Linked DNA regions of Homo sapiens: region 1 is linked to region 2. Evidence: chromatin loops called from intact Hi-C (ENCODE). Cell type or tissue: Calu3. All regions are shown on one strand. Each heading gives the region's core, and the rest is flanking DNA. Links, peaks and the distances in the headings are about the cores only.

Region 1 (2,925 bases), core at 114-2,613, 92 kb before region 2:
TTTTCTTAGCACTTTAGCTGTACCTCATGTACTGTTGCACCCACCCTGTAGCTAGACTTTATGGATGAATACTGTTTATCCAAACATTACATAATAGTCAAGAGAGACTACAGTGGAATTAACTTATTGGCAAGCCCTATCCAATTTGAGGAAAATAAGAAGCATACCCATGAACATCCTATGCCGTATGGCCCACTAGTGCCCTCTACCTACCAACCTAGCAAACACACACTTCCCTCCATAGCTGACCAGTCATTGGAAAACAGATGTTAACTATATTGTTCGTATCTGAAAGGATGTATATATCTCTTAGGTAGAACAGCATGGGCAGGAGTGAACAGTAATATAACAAATCATTATTATATCAGCTATGCTTGAAATTGAAGCCATCAGCATAGATGAGATTACTGAGAGAGGGTCCTAAGACAAAACACTGAGGAAAAACATTGAAGGGATTATTATGGAAAGAAGAGCCAGCAAAGAAGAACCACAAGGAGTGGCCTGAGACATAGGAGGAAAGCAAGGACCCTGCAATAACAGAAGGGCAGGAAGGAGTTTTTCTAAAGAAAGACTAGCACTGTCAAATGCTGCAAAGAAATTAAGATAAGGACCAAGCCATGGAAATTAACGTATGCCCAGTTTTCCACCCTTCCTTCCCTCAAATTAAGAAGTTTTTGATTTAACTTTTAGAAATCGTATCTCACACTAAGTAATGCCATAAAAATGTTACTGTTAGGAGATCCTGGAAATGTTGGGCCACTAAAATATGTTGAACCTCCCCCCACACATGCCCTTTTGGGAATCAGGCTTCCAGCAACCTTGAGCATTTAAAATGCTTCCCTGTACCTGTAAACAGGTAAAAATCCTCCCAGAGGCAATAAGGAAAACTGTTCTTACTAAACCTAAGGAGAGCATTCTCAAGCCTCCTCTCTGACAGCTTTGCTTTAACTCTAAAGGCAGGTAGTGCATCCATGCAGTCAGTCATTCATGAGCCTCTCAGTGTGCCATGCACTGCATTAGGCACAGGATATGTGGGAGTGACACACACGGGGAACAAAAACCTGCAGTGACAAAAGCAACAGCAGAGGGAGCCAGTGGAAGAAACAGAAAAACAGCATGGGTGTGAAGTGCAGTGCTACGCAGCTTGTGGTCCTTCAGTAATTCTTGAGCATGTCATGGGATTATGTGACAAATTTAGTGCTCTGCAAATTACTAAATTTAATAAATATCCACACACACTGCTATTTTTAATTCTGTTCAATTTCAGTGTTTAAGTAATTTTTGGAATTGTACCAAAAAGGTGTTTATGTTTATTAAGTGTTAAAGATAAATCATTATTAGTAATAATTGGGCCATTTATTGAGAGCATAATATCTCTTCAGCACTGCCCTACACTAGCATCACACCTAATCTTCACAGCATAATTGCGGGCAGGTATTACTGTTCATATTTTGAAGGTAAGGTAAATGAGGCTCAAAATCTTATTTGCTTAAGTCCACACAGCAGCAAGTAATGAAAGCATGCCTGTGTGGCACAAAGGCCATATTCTTTCTATTATAGAGCGTTGATTCAAGGCACTGGCATTTATGTTCAGTCCTTCATTCCCTGAAGCACTGAGAGCCGGTGGTATTAATGTGTTTGTTTTCTCTTAGTCTCCTGATAAGGTGAGTAATTGAATTCAGCATGTCTAGAAAAGGTAGAAGTAGCATTTATCAGTGAAAATTCGGCCAGAAGAAAATATTCCAAACTTCAGAAAGTTTGAGCCCCATAAATGTATCTTCTAAAGGAAAAGTAAATGATAGAGATGAATAGAAAAGCACTCTGTTAAAACTGATAACACCCAGGAGGAAAGAGTCCTCATAACTTCCTTAAGCTAGGCCCTTTTTAATAGCCTAGGTAGGCCATTATTAAATACATGCTTCTACAAAGGCCTGTTATTCAGCAAGTATTCTAGGGAAAATTTCTTCTAGCATGAAGCACCCAGTCCCTCCTGGAGCTAACAACTTCGTAGAATCACCTGTGGGATCTGTGGTCACCTTTAAGGATATAGTCACAAGCAGGATTACCTACTAAATGGAAATAAGAAATAGCTCTGTTTTTAACTGAGAAAGAATTCAGAATCACAAAGAATCTAAAAATCTTAGACTATAGCTATCTACTCTAACAATGACAGAACTTCAGGTGAAGATGCTTGTAAATGTCTTTAAGAATGTATGTCCTTCTCAGCTCTTATTGAGGCTAGAAATGGAAAATGAAGTTTTTATTTAAAAAATGAGAAAAGGCAGTGTTGTTTATTTTTATCAATGCCCAGCCACTTTTTAGCCAAATTTGCAGAAGAGGATGCAGTCAATGTTAATGTTGTACATATGTTATGTACTGCAACACAGCATAGGCCATTAACTGTACAACTCAGATTTGTGGCCTTGATTATCAGTCTTTGCATGTACATTAAAGCATACTCTGAAAGCCAGGGTCAGTGTTTTATATAAAACTCTTAGATTCCTAAGCTGCTGTCATATGGCCTTGCACATATATATTGGATTCTAAACAAAATTTGTTGACTGACTTGATGCTGTCTTTCCACAGAGATCCCAGATATATTCTTCAAAAAAATTGTTTGGTAAATGCAAAATAACTCTAAATCTCTTTTATATTTGACTAGTTATTAAGTTAGTACTTAAGTAGAAATTGAAATGCATTTCTCACTTTAAGGTTACAGAGTTAAATTTAAAGCCTAGAATATCCAAGATAATATTCTTACTGTTAAACAGCCATACCTACTTTTGTTATTATTTTTGAGGTCATTTACTAAAAATGGTTCTCAAAATGATCATCCCAAATGTGACATGTTTTGTTACTTGGTACATGGGAGCAATGATACTCTCGTAACTAAGAAAAATTCCTGAATGTATATGAATGAGAAGC
Region 2 (2,925 bases), core at 235-2,734:
TACAAAGCACAGCCTAGACTGCATGAAGGACATCTGAGAAGGCCACAGAAACACTGAGCAGGGAGAATGGCGGTAGTGTTTAAAGGAAACCTTCACTGGAGTGACTGGAAACCGGGGCCATGTAAGGATAATGCTTTCCAGGATGGTTTAAACAATCATCCTCAAAGGTGCAACTCTCCAAGTGAGTATGGACCATGTCTCCCTAATGCTGTGTCTTTGCTAATGTATTACAGCATTAGTGCTATTTATAATCAATAAAATTACTAACACTGTAATCATGTGGGTTTGGTGATAGTAATTATGACAGAATAAACAGTAGTAATAAACAGCAGTCAGAATGCCTTTGCTGCAGTTCTTGATGTTGATGGCAAACACAGCCAAGGAAGGTTGGTTTTGTTTGTTTTTTCCTTTTTTAGGGAAGCCATCCAAGCGGGCAGAACCTGCAAGTGTTGGCCAGGAGAACGGTTTTATATACCTTTTAAAATTAGGCTTCCTGAAAGGAGATGTCACAAAGATTCATTGGCTAAGATTTATAAATAGTTCACTTATTTTAAAAAATAATCACATATATGTTTCTGTAAATTATACTTGCAAACATATGGTCACCATTCCCCCTCGTGGAAAGGCTGTGGCTAATCCATATTTGGAGCTGACACCCTTTCTGGGTTCCCTCTTTAGCCAGATCACGCACATTTGCTGCTGCCCCACCGAAGCGCCTGCGCATTAGAGTTCCTTCTGTACTACTCTGAGCAGTTCCTTATGCGTCTGTTACCACTGATGTTGGGTAAAAAATAACATCCAGAGGCTTTACTATCTATAATTAAGAGCTCCAGTGCTACTAGTGATATAAGGATTGAGCTGTTTGAGAAACAGACATTTTATCTTCTGGTTGGTTTTATTTCCTTGTGTTAAATTATGAGTGAATGTTTCTCTCGTTTCTTACTTTCCCTATAAGTAGTCTTTTCTACAGCAAAATTACTACTCATTCTTAATAACTACCAGGCAATAAAGTGAGCTGTCTATTTGAGAGACAGTGGGTGTGCATTCCAACTATTCCATTCATCGTGTTTGCAGGACAGCAACGGGGAGGGATTTCTGGGGCCTCTGGAGAGGGTGGCTTAAAAGACTACAGGAAGTTAGTATCAATGTTTTGCTTCTTGATGGAAGAGAGCTTCATGATAGCTCTGGGATTGAATAGGCAAAGGCAAATAAAATAAAATCAATCGCCTTACAGTTAAGAGCTCTGTTAAACAGAGCACTTGTTTGAGCTTGTTTTTAAAAGTCCATGCCCTTTGACTCAGCAGTGAACATTTCTAGAGATTTATCTTAAGGAAATAACCAGATCAGCAATGAGCATTTCTAGAGATTTGTCTTAAGGAAATAACTAGATCCACGGCAGAGATGTGCATTCAAGGATATTGTCCACATCATTGTTTATCAGAGTCCCTATCTTGGCTCAGAACAGGAGAGATTAGGACTTGTCTGGATACAGGTAGTTTATTTCCAACATGATCCTGGGAAGCAGGAGGGAGAGAGTAGGGAAGAGGGAAAAGCAAACTTAGTGAGGCTGATGCCTTGGGCTGCTGGGACTCAACTCCACAGCGCCCTCTCGCGAAACACTCACAAGGTCTCCTGAAGCATTTATTCACCAGTCCGTCCCCACTGGTTTAAGGTTGTCTAGGAGCAAGGAGAAAGACTCTCCTTTGCCTCAAGGCTCTTTAGCATCGGAAAAGCCCCTTTGCTAGCTTTTCCATGTGAGTCTGAGCTCTCATGACCATGTTCATTGCAGCTATGGCTGAAACCAGAGGCAGACCAAAGAACACAACCCTGGGAACCCGAGGCGTCCATTATAAGCCGAACTGGAAACACCCAGAAGATCCACTCACTGGAAACTGTTTAAATAATTCTTATAGATACACACAGCAGAGGGTTTTGTAGTCATCGGCAATTATGACGTCTGTATTTATTTATGGACATAAAGAGGCATGTGCCAACAAAAAAAGCATGTTACAAAGCAGGATATATACTATTTTTTAAAATCTATAAATGTACAGATGTACCGCAGGTTATGAAACACACAACAGATACAAAATTGTTTTATGCAAATTGCTCCATAAGGTACATAATTTAATTTTAGAGATGTGGACATTTGTACATCCAGTGCAAGGCTAAATGTGGGAAATGCACTTCAGAGCTCCACAGCCCCTTCCCCATGCCCCTCACTGGGTCCTCACCTGTCTCCATTACCTGCTGTGATCTCTGTGTGTCAGCCACGCTAATTCCATGTTGTTTGTGTCATTTCGCCTTTACTGCCTTCTAATTTCAACTGGAAAGTGCTGATAAGGACAGAGGCTAGCAGTCTATTTGAAGGCGTAAAGGGAAAGATACAGCACCCCTAGTACAAAGTTGGTGGCTAGGCATGGGTGGCTCAATAATTTCAAAGACCTTGTCTTTTTTTTTTTTTTAAATCATTTTAAAAAGGAACTGTAACACCATGAATGGTGATACAAAAAGCCGCAGAAGCAAATCGAAAGCATTTCAATGTATATGAAATATGATTTACTTAAGACCTTTGAAAAACAGATGATTGTATAAATTGCATAAGTTGGAAGATGTCTCTATTCCCTAGGAAAAGTGATTTTCTCTGGATGGTGGAATTTCAAATTATATTTCTTTGTTGGCATTTTCCCAATATTTCTCAAAAATTATGTTAGTTAAGAAAGCATGATGATGACAGAGACAGGGATGAAAGACACAGCATCTTTTTAGTCACTTGCAGTTATTGTGGGAAATTTCCATTAATAAACACAAAGAGGCCGTTCCAGAGCATCTATGTAGGGATCTGTTGGAAGGAGCAAGCTGAAGCTGTGTTTCATAGCACTTTAGATGAAACAGAAAATGGCAATTCTGATTGTCTATGTTATC

The links. Hi-C counts contacts between places; a loop is a spot of excess contacts. Peaks named below come from ENCODE experiments on the same cell type or tissue, not always from the same donor. Only the 100,000 strongest peaks of a DNase experiment are listed, where the experiment ranks them.
Region 1: it touches region 2 in a loop (15-fold over the local background); 21 of 110 quality-filtered maps call a loop at or near these places.

What each region holds. Positions count from the first base shown.
Region 1 is chr3:107,752,620-107,755,544 of GRCh38, forward strand. The region is part of intron 9 of BBX (BBX high mobility group box domain containing); the gene reads left to right. Among named protein-coding and RNA genes, the nearest start is that of LINC00635, 120 kb to the right of the region's middle. In Calu3, for the core only: no CTCF peak of the experiment used is centred there; a DNase peak (open chromatin) is centred at 1,072.
Region 2 is chr3:107,844,834-107,847,758 of GRCh38, forward strand. All of the region lies in intron 5 of LINC00635 (long intergenic non-protein coding RNA 635), which reads right to left. Among named protein-coding and RNA genes, the nearest start is that of LINC00635, 32 kb to the right of the region's middle. In Calu3, for the core only: a CTCF peak has its summit at 1,610; a DNase peak (open chromatin) is centred at 1,588.